2 separate regions of the Homo sapiens genome follow, and region 2 is linked to region 1. The links are chromatin loops, found by intact Hi-C in ENCODE. Cell type or tissue: HCT116. All regions are shown on one strand. Each heading gives the region's core, and the rest is flanking DNA. Links, peaks and the distances in the headings are about the cores only.

Region 1 (5,381 bases), core at 276-5,275:
GGATGGTTACCAGAGGCTGGAGGGTTGGTGGGCAGAGGGAAAGAGATGATGGTTAAGGGGTACAAAAATGTTTAGAAAGCGTAGGGCACAGTGGCTCATGCCTGTAATCCTAGCACTGGGAGGACGAGGAGGGTGGATCACCTGAGGTCAGGAGTTCAAGACCAGCCTGGCCAACATGGTGAAACCCTGTCTCTACTAAAAATACCAAAAAAAAAAAAAAAAAAAAAAATTAGCTGGTGTGGTGGCAGGTGCCTGTAATCCCAGCTACTTGGGAGGCTGAGGCAGGAGAATCGCTCAAACCTGGGAGGTGGAGATTGCAGTGAGCCGAGATCATGCCATTTGCAGTCTAGCCTGGACAAGAGTGAAACTCCATCTCAAAAAAAAAAAAAAGTTTAGAAAGAATAAATGAGCTAGAATTTGCTGGCACAACAGGATGACTATGGTAAAAAAAAAAAAAAAAATATATATATATATATATATTTCAACAGGGTCTCACTCTGTCACCCAGGCTGGAGTGGAGTGGTGTGTGATCATAGCTCACTGCAGCCTCTACCTCCTGGGCTCAAGTGATCCTCCCACCTTAGCTTCCCAAGTAGCTGGGACTACAGGCACACACCACCACATCCAGCTAATTGTGTTTATTTTTTTGTAGAGACGAGGTCTTGCTACGTTGCCCAGGCTGGTCTCGAGCTCCTGGGCTCAAGTGATCCTTCTGCCTTGGCCTCCCAAACTGCTAGGATTACAGGCATGAGCCCCTGCACCCAGCCCCAAAATAATTTAATTGTACATTTAAAAATAACTAAAAGAGGCTGGGCATGATGGCTTACGCCTGTAATCCCAGCACTTTGGAAGGCGGGTGTATGGCTTGAGGTCAGGAGTTTGAGACCAGACTTGCCAACGTGTCGAAACCCTGTCTCTACTAAAAATAGAAAAGTTAGCCAGGTGTGGTGGAGCATGCCTGTGATCCCAGCTACCCGGGAGACTGAGGCATGAGAATCACTTGAACCCAGGAGGCGGAGGTTGCAGGCAGCCCAGGCGACACAGTGAGACTCCATCTCAAAAAATAAAATAAAATCTAAAAAACTAAAAGAGTATAATTGGATTGTTTGTAACACAAAGGATAAAGGCTTGAGGTGACGAATACTTAATTTACCCTGATGTGATTATTATGCATTGCATGCCTGTATCAAAACATCTCATGTAGGCTGGGCACGGTCATCTTTTTAAAATAATAATTTTTAGGCCTGGTGCGGTGGCTCACGCCTGTAATCCCAGCACTTTGGGAGGCCCAGGCAGGTGGATCACTTGAGGCCAGCCTGGCCAACATGGCAAAGCCCTGTCTCTCCTAAAAACACATAAATTAGCCAGGCGTGGTGGCACTGCCCATAGTCCCAGCTACTTGGGAGGAGAGGTTGCAGTGAGCCAAGATCACGCCACTGCACTCCAGCCTGGGCAACATTCTCACTCATAGGTGGGAATTGAACAATGAGAACACATGGACACAGGAAGGGGAACATCACACTCCGGGGACTGTTGTGGGATGGGGGGAGGGGGGAGGGATAGCATCAGGAGATATACCTAATGTTAAATGACGAGTTAATGGGTGCAGCATACCAACATGGCACATGTATACATATGTAACAAACCTGCACATTGTGCACATGTACCCTAAAACTTAAAGTATAATAATAATAAAATTTAAAAAAATTCTCATGTAACCCAATATATACCTACTAAGTACCCACAACAATGAAAACATTTTAAAAATGGGAGAAATTTTTTTAAAAAGGAAAAAAAAAGAGACAAGCATTTTCTACATATTTGAGGATTTAGATTCACGGGATTGAATTGGGAAGAGTTTTTTGTTGTTTTTGTTTTTGTTTGAGACAGAGTCTCGCTCTGCCACCCAGGCTGGAATGCAGTGGTGCGATCTCAGCTCACTGCAACCTCTGCTTCCCAGGTTCGAGTGATTCTCCTGCCTTAGCCTCCCAAGTAGCTGGGATTACAGGTGCCCGCCAGTATGCCCAGATAATTTTTTGTATTTTTAGTAGAGACAGGGTTTCACAATGTTGGCCAGGCTGGTCTCAAACTCGTGACCTTGTGATTTGCCCGCTGGGTTCTGTTTTCAGAGTGAAAGACTAGCATCTTATGTTATCTTTCTATTGGGCTCATTAGATCTGTAACCCTGTCTGATGGGTTTGATTATAGCATCCTACAGCATAATTTTAAACAAGATATAGAAGGGAGAAATTCCTTCTCAAGTAGGGTACAGCAGTGGTTCTTAAACCTTAATGTGCATAAGAATTGCCTCACCTCCAGAAATGCCAATTCAGAAGGTTGTGGGGTGGGGCCCAGAATTCTTCATCTTAAACAAACTCTTCAGGATATTTTTATGCAGGTGGTCCACTTGGAAAAATACTTGGATTGTACTTGATAGAATGTCCTGACCTAGTTCTCTGGCTCCCTGGGTATTACATCAAAGGAACACTTGTAAAGGGGCAGAACTACCGATTTCATGAGTCCCAGGTGGAGAACAAGCAAAGACTGAAAAATAAACCGCATGAAGGTGCAGACAAGACATTTCTGGTACTCTGCAAAGCTCCCTGGAGAGAGAATGCAAAACCCTTGATTTCCTGACTTTAATAGTAAAACAACAAGCATCCCCCCACCCCACCCACCCTGCGCCATCCACACACACTTTGCCAGGACGTGCTGGATGCGCCCTCTAACCTCTAGGGGGAGCACAAGGATTTCCTCACACTAACGCCTTTGCTGTGGGAAAAAAATATACACGTCAAGGAGACTTTGGGGCTTAATTATTGCTAAGGGTGAAGTTTAACAAGAATGTAAGGACCTAAGAGATTGGAAGCATTTGCTCACCCATGGACTTTCCTTTCCTGCTTGTTCCTATTTAAATCTTTGGATTTTGGCCGGACGCAGTGGCTCACGCCTGAAATGCCAGCACCTTGGGAGGCCGAGGAGGGCAGATCACTTGAGGTCAGGAGTTCGAGACCAGCCTGGCCAAAATGGTGAAACCCCATCTCTACTAAAAATACAAAAATTAGCCAGGCGCGGTGGTGGGCGCCTGTAATCCCAGCTACTCAGGAGGTTGAGGCAGGAGGATGACTTGAACCCGGAAGGTAGAGGTTGCAGTGAGCCCAGATCGCACCACTGCACTCCAGCCTGGGCGACAAAAAGAGACCCTGTCTTTAAATACATAAATAAGATTAAATAAATCTTTGGATTTTAAAAAGTGGTTCTCTGGCCAGGTGCAGTGGCTCACGCCTATAATTTCAGCACTTTGGGAGGCTGAGGCGGGTGGATCACCTGCGGTCAGGAGTTCAAGACCAGCCTGACCACCATGGTGAAATCCCATCTCTACAAAAATACAAAAATTAGCCAGGCATGGTGGCGTGCGGCTGTAATCCCAGCTATTTGAGAAGCTGAGGCAGAAGAATCACTTGACCCAGGAGGCGGAGGTTGCAGTGAGCTGAGACTGTGACACTGCACTCCAGCCTGGGCGACAGAGTGAGACTCCATCTCAAAAAAAAAAAAAAAAAAAAAAGGTGGTTCTCTGAGGTAGCCCTGAGATAGCCTGGGGTGGATTTGTCAGGGTTGTTAAAGAAAAAATTATTCAGGCCAGGTGTGGTGGCTCACATCTGTAATCCCAACACTTTAGGAGGCTGAGGCGGGTGGATCACCTGAGGTCAGGAGTTCGAGAGCAGCCTGGCCAACATGGGGAAACCCCATCTCTACTAAAAATACAAAAATTAGCCAGGCTTGGTTGCGTGTGTCTGTAATCCCAGCTACTCAGGAGGCTGAGGCAAGAGAATCACTTGAACCCAGGAGGCAGAGGTTGCAGTGAGCTGAGACTGCACCACTGCACTCCAGCCTGGGCAACAAAGCAAGACTCTGTCTCAAAAAACAAGAAAAAAAAGAAAAAATTATTCTGACCTGTGCTAAAGAACAGTAAGACAGACTTTATTCTGGGGAACTGCTGCAATGGAGTCTGGGAGTTGGGGAGAGAGGTTGGGCTCAACCCTCAATCCAACAAGGACAAGTGGGAATTTTTAGCCAAGGAGCAGAGTGAGGGGGTCAATGGATGGAAAATTACTAAGAGCAGATAAGAGGATTCTTGCTAAACAAACTTAATAGGATTGTTGCTAAAGGCAACCCAAGGACTTAGACACTGTGGGTGGAGGATGAAGAAGCCAGCTATCAAGGGTGTGAGGGTATCACTACAGTCACTGAGCAGGATTCTCACTGAAACTGGGCTATGCAGGCCCAGCAAGGACAGGGCCAAGGCCTAGTGCAGAGGACCGTCAGAGGAGCATGACTAAAGTTCAGCCGAGGAGAAACTCTTGGTCAGGATTTATAGATAAAGGGCTCTTTTTCTCTTGGTTTCCCTTTCTTTTTATTTACCCTTCCTAGGGTAAAATCAAAGTGTGACCCTGAGGGTAAAGTACCTGGGAGGCCTACTTTTTACCTAGGCCTTGATCTTGAAGTCCTGCCTGGCTTAGCAGAAGATTAGAGAGGGAATGGGGCCACATTTCCAGCCTGCAAAACAGTAACTAATGTTCTTATTCTCCATTTATAGATATTTTCTCAAAGATCTAGTGGGTTGTCCACCTAGAATCCAAAGTTTCTCTTTCACACATACAACTAACTTTGATGATACAGCATTTGACTGAAATAGTAAACACAGACACACAAACACACACAAGTGTACACACACACATACACATAATGATTTAGAAAGTAGGTATCTAAATATTGAAGCGCCTTTGCTTTTCTAGACCTAGAAAATAGATTAAATAATACACCTACTTTTTTTTTTTTTTTTTTTTGAGTCGGAGTCTCCCTCTGTTGCCCAGGCTGGAGTGCAGTGGTGTGATCTTGGCTCACTGCAACCTCCACCTCCAAGGTTCAAGCAATTCTTCTGTCTCAGCCTCCTGAGTAGCTGGGATTACAGGCATGTGCCACCACACCCTGATAATTTTTGTATTTTTAGTAGAAATGGGGTTTCACCATGTTGGCCAGGCTGGTCTCGAACCCCTGACCTCAGGTGGCCGACCCGCCTCGGCCTCCTAAAGTGCTGGGATTACAGGTGTGAGCCACCAAGCCTGGATAATAGTATGACTAAATTTAATCTAAGACTCCCTAGAATGTGTCACAAAAAAGCAAAAATTGAATAAACTACAGAGCAAGCCAAGCATTAAGACTGCCTTGTGCTTTCCTACTCAGTGTACAAGTAGAGAAGGCCTGGGATGCGCCAGGCACTGTGCCTGATAGCTCCTCACTTGAAATAAACTTACAAAAGTGATTGTATCCCCCCTTTAAAGATGAGAAAAAGGTTTAGAAAGGCTAAATTGTCCAACATA
Region 2 (5,381 bases), core at 119-5,118, 390 kb after region 1:
GTCTAGTGTAGGATGTCAGAGGCCAAGTGGGGTGAGGAAAAATATCCAAGCTGGTGGGTAGGAGAAGAGTAGTCATGGCTTAGTAGCTTTTAAGGACAGTTTTACTTTTTTAAACCTGACATGAATGGAATCATAGTGTATGTGTTCTATAGCTTTATCTCTACATTATGTTTTTGGGACTCATCCATGTTTATGTGTGCAGCCATAGCAAATACTTTTTTTTTTTTTTTGAGATGGAGTCTCACTCTGTCACCCAGGCTGGAGTGCAGTGGTGTGATTTCAGCTCACTGCAACCTCCACCTCCTGGGTTCAAGCCATTCTCCTGCTTCAGCCTCCCAAGTAGCTGGGATTACAGGAGTGGGCCACCACACTCAGCTAATTTTTGTATTTTTTGTGGAGATGGGGTTTCACCATGTTGGCCAGGTTGGTCTTGAACTTCCGACCTCAAGTGATCCGCCCCCCCGCCCCCCCGGCCTCCCAAAGTGCTGGGATTTCAGGCCTGAGCCACCACGCCCAGCTGCAAATATTTTTTGATTACTGTCTTCCATTATAAAAATAATTATTCAGTCTACCTTTATGGGTAACAGTCCAAGTTTACATGGCTGAATCAGTCAGCTATTGCCCAGTAAAAATCACAACAGAGCAGGTTGTCCCAAGCAGAGTAAAAAAGCATTCATATGGAAGAGCAGTTGACTGCAGTGTGTCAGAACCAGACAGTGGTGAGGAGAGCATCTTAGAGGCAGCCCAGAATGTCAGTCTACCAAGCAGAGGAGGTCACTGGCATAGAGTCCTCAAGTCAAGCAGTGTGAGAGGGCATTCCAGTGAAGGGGTGCCCTGGGGTGATGATGTGTCAGAGAGCCTAGCAGGAAGAGGAGGGAATCCATATTGGAATTCAACAAGGAGAGTCAAAGCCCAAGCAGTGTGAGGAAGGCTTACATGTGGGGTAGGAGGCAGCAGTGGAAAAAGGACATTGGTCACATATAGGAAAACTGATTAAATAAATGTGTTAATTATAACTGGAGCCAGGCCTTGCACTGTAGAAGTTAGTTACAAATATGGAAAGGAGAAAATTAGAACAATCCTTATATAGATATTTTTTGAGACAAGGTCTGGTTCTATTGCCCAGGCTGGAATGCAGTGGTGCAATCACAGCTTATTGCAGCCTCAACCTCCCCAGGGTACAGGTGATCCTCCTACTTCAGCCTCCCGAGTATCTGAGACCACAGGTGAGTGCCACCACGTCTGGCAACTTTTTGTGTTTTTTGTAGAGATAGAGTTTCACCATGTTGCCCAGACTGGTTTTGAACTGCTAGGCTCCAGTGATCTGCCCGCCTTGGCCTCCCAAAGTGCTGGGATTACAGGTATGAGCCACCACGCCTGGCCCTACCAGACTGAAAGTGGATGTATCTACGTGGATTCACGGTTTTTGATATATAAAAATATAGAAATAAGGCCGGGTGTGGTGGCTCATGCCTGTAATCCTAGCACTTTGGGAGGCCGAGGCAGGTGGATCGCTTGAGTCCAGGAGTTTGAGACCAGCCTAGGCAACAGGGTGAAACCCCCTCTCTATTAAAAGTATAAAAACTGAGGAGGATCACCTGAGTCTGGGGAGGTGGAGGCTGCAGTGATCTGTAATTATACCACTACACTCCAACCTGGGAGACAGAGTGAGACCCTGTCTCAAAAAAAAAAAAAAAGGAATAAATACAGATATAAACTTAAGTGCATATATATACATACACACACACACACACACATATGTATATGTATAGGTTTTTTGTGTGTGTCTTTGTTGATTTTGGTATCAGGGTAATGCTGGCCTCATAGAATGAGTCTGGAAGTATCCCCTCTTCAATTTTTGAAATAGTTTTCTTTTTGGCGTGTGTGTGTGTGCGTGTGCACACAAACAATTCTTTTCAAACAGAGGGCCTGGAAGCAGTGGTATCCTGATAAGCAATAAGCATATCTAGTACCCAGATCCTGGATTGTCAATACCGCTGTCCACTAAAAAGAACTAGGGATTCCTGGAAAAGCGTAGAATGAACTTGAAAAAAAATTTTGTGCTGAAAACAAGGAAATGTTCAAGAATTATGGGACCATTTCAAAATAACACAGGAATCAGTTTAAAGGACGTCTCACAAACTGTACCTGAGACAATGTGCATATCAAAATAAATAATGATGGTAAGAGTTCATAAACTATTGAATAAAATAGCAAACTATGAGTAGGTATAGACACAAATCAATCAATCAATCAATCTGAGGTCTTGTGAGCAACATAAGTATCCTATTTCAAAGTCCTTCCCACTAAATACAGATTAATTACAAAGGGAAAATGAGTAACTTTACAGTAAAGGACTCTGGTAGACACCACTTTAATCGAGTGTCAAATTTAACATCATCATAATGGGACAAATGTAAATGATGCCACCTGTTGGAATACAATGAGAGGTACAAAGCATTAGTTCTGTCACACCCCTGCCAAAATTAGTGACCTAAATATAATCATGAGGAAGCATCAAACAAAACAAATTGGCTTGTAATATTTTAAAAAGTCAAGGTTATAAAAATCAAAGGAAGACAAGGAACTATTTCAAACTGAGATACGACAACTAAGTGCAATGTGTAATTCTGAATGGCCTTTTGCTATAAAGGAAGGTATTAGATAAAATGGAAAACCCTGAATTAGGGTCTATTAGTCGATACAAGCGTATTAAGGTTAAGTTTCCTGATTTAAATGGCTGTATTGTGGTTATGTGGGAGAAGTTCCTTGTTTACAGATAATCTATACCTAAGTATTTCAAGTGATGGGTCATCAGACTGGCACTAACTCTTGAATGCTTAGGGAGAAAAGTTTTTTCTTTCTTTTTTTTTTTTTTTTTGAGATGGAGCCTCACTCTGTCACCCTGGCTGGACTGCAGTGGCACGATCCCAGCCCACTACAACCTCTGCCTCCCAGGTTCAAGTGATTCTCCTGCCTCAGCCTCCTGAGTAGCTGAGATTACAGACATACGCCACGACGGCCAGCTAATTTTTTGTATTTTTAGTAGAGATGGGGTTTTACCATTTTGGTCAGGCTGGTCTCAAACTCCTGACCTTGTGATCTGCCTGCCTCGGTCTCCTAAAATGCTGGGATTATAGGCGTGAGCCACTGCACCTGGCCAAGAAAAGTTCTTTATATTGTTCTTGAACATTTTCTGTAAGTTTTTTTTGTTTTTTTTTTTTTTGAGATGGAGTCTCGTTCTGTCCCCCAGGCTGGAGTGCAGTGGCGCGATCTCGGCTTAATGCAAGCTCCACCTCCCAGGTTCACGCCATTCTCCTGCCTCAGCCTCCCGAGTAGCTGGGACTACAGGCACTTGCCACCACGCCCGGCTAATTTTTTGTATTTTTAGTAGAGATGGGGTTTCACCGTGCTTGCCAGGATGGTCTCCATCTCCTGACCTCGTAATCTGCTCACCTCGGCCTCCCAAAGTGCTGGGATTACAGGCGTGAGCCACCGTGCCAGGTCCTTTTTCTGTAAGTTTTTGCTGGTTTGAAATTCAGAGTAATTATTTGGAAATAAGCAAAACAATTTAGTCTATTTTAGCAATACATATATACTAGGTAAAGCTATAAATAAAAGCAGCAAATTATCAACACAAATTTAGGACAGTGGTTATTTACCTCTTCCACAGAAGAAGAGACATGATCACAGAAAGACACATAAGGTATACTGATAAGAATCTATGTTTTGAGGTAGGTGGTACATATGTATTTTATTCTTATTCTTTTAACTCTCTCCCTATATTTGTTATTTATCTGTACCACATTTCCTGAAAAAAAATTTTTTTAAAAAAAGAAAAATTACATATGCTATATATGACATGTTTCTATTTTTAATTAAAACAAAACAAACTTTTTTTTTTTCCTTTTGAGACAGGGTCTTGCTCTGTCACCCAGGCTGGGGTACAGTGGTGAGATCATGGCTCATCACAGCCTCAACCTCCGGGGCTCAGGTGATTCTCCCACCTCAGCCTCCTGAATAGTCCCCAGCCTCCCAAATTGCTGGGACTACAAGAATGAGCCACGACACCCAGCCAAAAAAAAGCTTTTAAGAAGGCTGGGCACGGTGGCTCATGCTTGTAATCCCAGCACCTTGGGAGGCCGAGGTGGGTGGATCACCTGAGGTCAGGAGTTTGAGACCAGCCTGGGCAATATGGCAAAACCCCATCTCTACTAAAAATACAAAAATTAGCCAGGCATGGTGGCACGTGCCTGTAATCCCAGCTACTCAGGAGGCTGAGGCAGGAGAATCGCTTGAACCCGGGGGATGAAGGTTGCAGTGAGCTGAGATCGTGCCACTGCACTCCAGCCTGGGTGGCAGAAGACCCCGTCTCAAAAAAAAAAAAAAAGCTTTTAGGAAGAGATAAAAGACTGGAAAAATGCATCAAACTGATACTATTGATTATCTCTGAGTGGTGGAATTCATATTAACTTCAATTTCTTTTAATGTTTTTCTGTATTTTCATTCTTTCACTATAATTGACAGAAGGATATGCATATAATGCTAATGACTAATTTAAAACATTAAAAATAATTCTTTTATAATTATGCATCTACTTAAACAGAAAAATGAATCAAATGATGAGAATGAAAATCCTAAAACAGACTGAAAATACTTCATTATTATTACTATTATTATTATTATTATTTTTTGAGATGGAGTCTTGCTCAATCGCTCAGGCTGGGGTGCAGTGGCGCAATCTCGGCTCACTGCAAGCTCCGCCTTCCGGGTTCACGCCATTCTCCTGCCTCAGCCTCCAGAGTAGCTGGGACTACAGGCGCCCACCACCACGCCCGGCTAATTTTTTTTGTATTTTTAGTAGAGACAGGGTTTCACCGTGTTAGCCAGGATGGTCTCGATCTCCTGACCTCGTGATCCACCCGTCTCGGCCTCCCAAAGTGCTGGGATTACAGGTGTGAGCCACCGTGCCCGGCCAACTTCATTACTGTTATTGTTATGATTATTTTTATTTTTTGAGACAGGGTCTCAATGTCACCCAGGCTTGCAGTGTAATGGTGCAATTCGGCTCACTGCAGTCTCTACCTCCTGGGCTCAAGCAATTCTCCTCCCAAGTAGCTGGGACTACGGATGTGCATCACCATGTTCAGCTAATTTAAAAAAATTTTTTTGTAGACACGAGGTCTCACTATATGGCCCAGGCTGATCTTGAACTCCTGAGCTCAAGTGATCCTCCTGCCTTGGCCCCTCAAAGTGCTGGGATTACAGGCATGGGCCATTGCACCTGGCCTACCTCATTCAATGTTTAAAAATACCCATTATCAGCTGGGCACGGTGGCTCGCGCCACTCTACTCCAGCCTGGGTGACAGAGTGAGACCTT

The links. A loop is a pair of places that touch in the nucleus more often than their neighbours do. Peaks named below come from ENCODE experiments on the same cell type or tissue, not always from the same donor. Only the 100,000 strongest peaks of a DNase experiment are listed, where the experiment ranks them.
Region 2: a loop joins it to region 1, with 4 times the contacts of the local background. A loop is called at or near these places in 9 of 110 quality-filtered maps.

Annotation. Positions count from the first base shown.
Region 1 is chr2:24,379,949-24,385,329 of GRCh38, reverse strand. No RefSeq gene overlaps it. Among named protein-coding and RNA genes, the nearest start is that of ITSN2, 22 kb to the right of the region's middle. In HCT116, for the core only: a CTCF peak has its summit at 2,794; a DNase peak (open chromatin) is centred at 2,779.
Region 2 is chr2:23,985,623-23,991,003 of GRCh38, reverse strand. The region is part of intron 6 of UBXN2A (UBX domain protein 2A); the gene reads right to left. Among named protein-coding and RNA genes, the nearest start is that of MFSD2B, 22 kb to the left of the region's middle. In HCT116, for the core only: a CTCF peak has its summit at 2,399 (motif pointing left); a DNase peak (open chromatin) is centred at 2,383.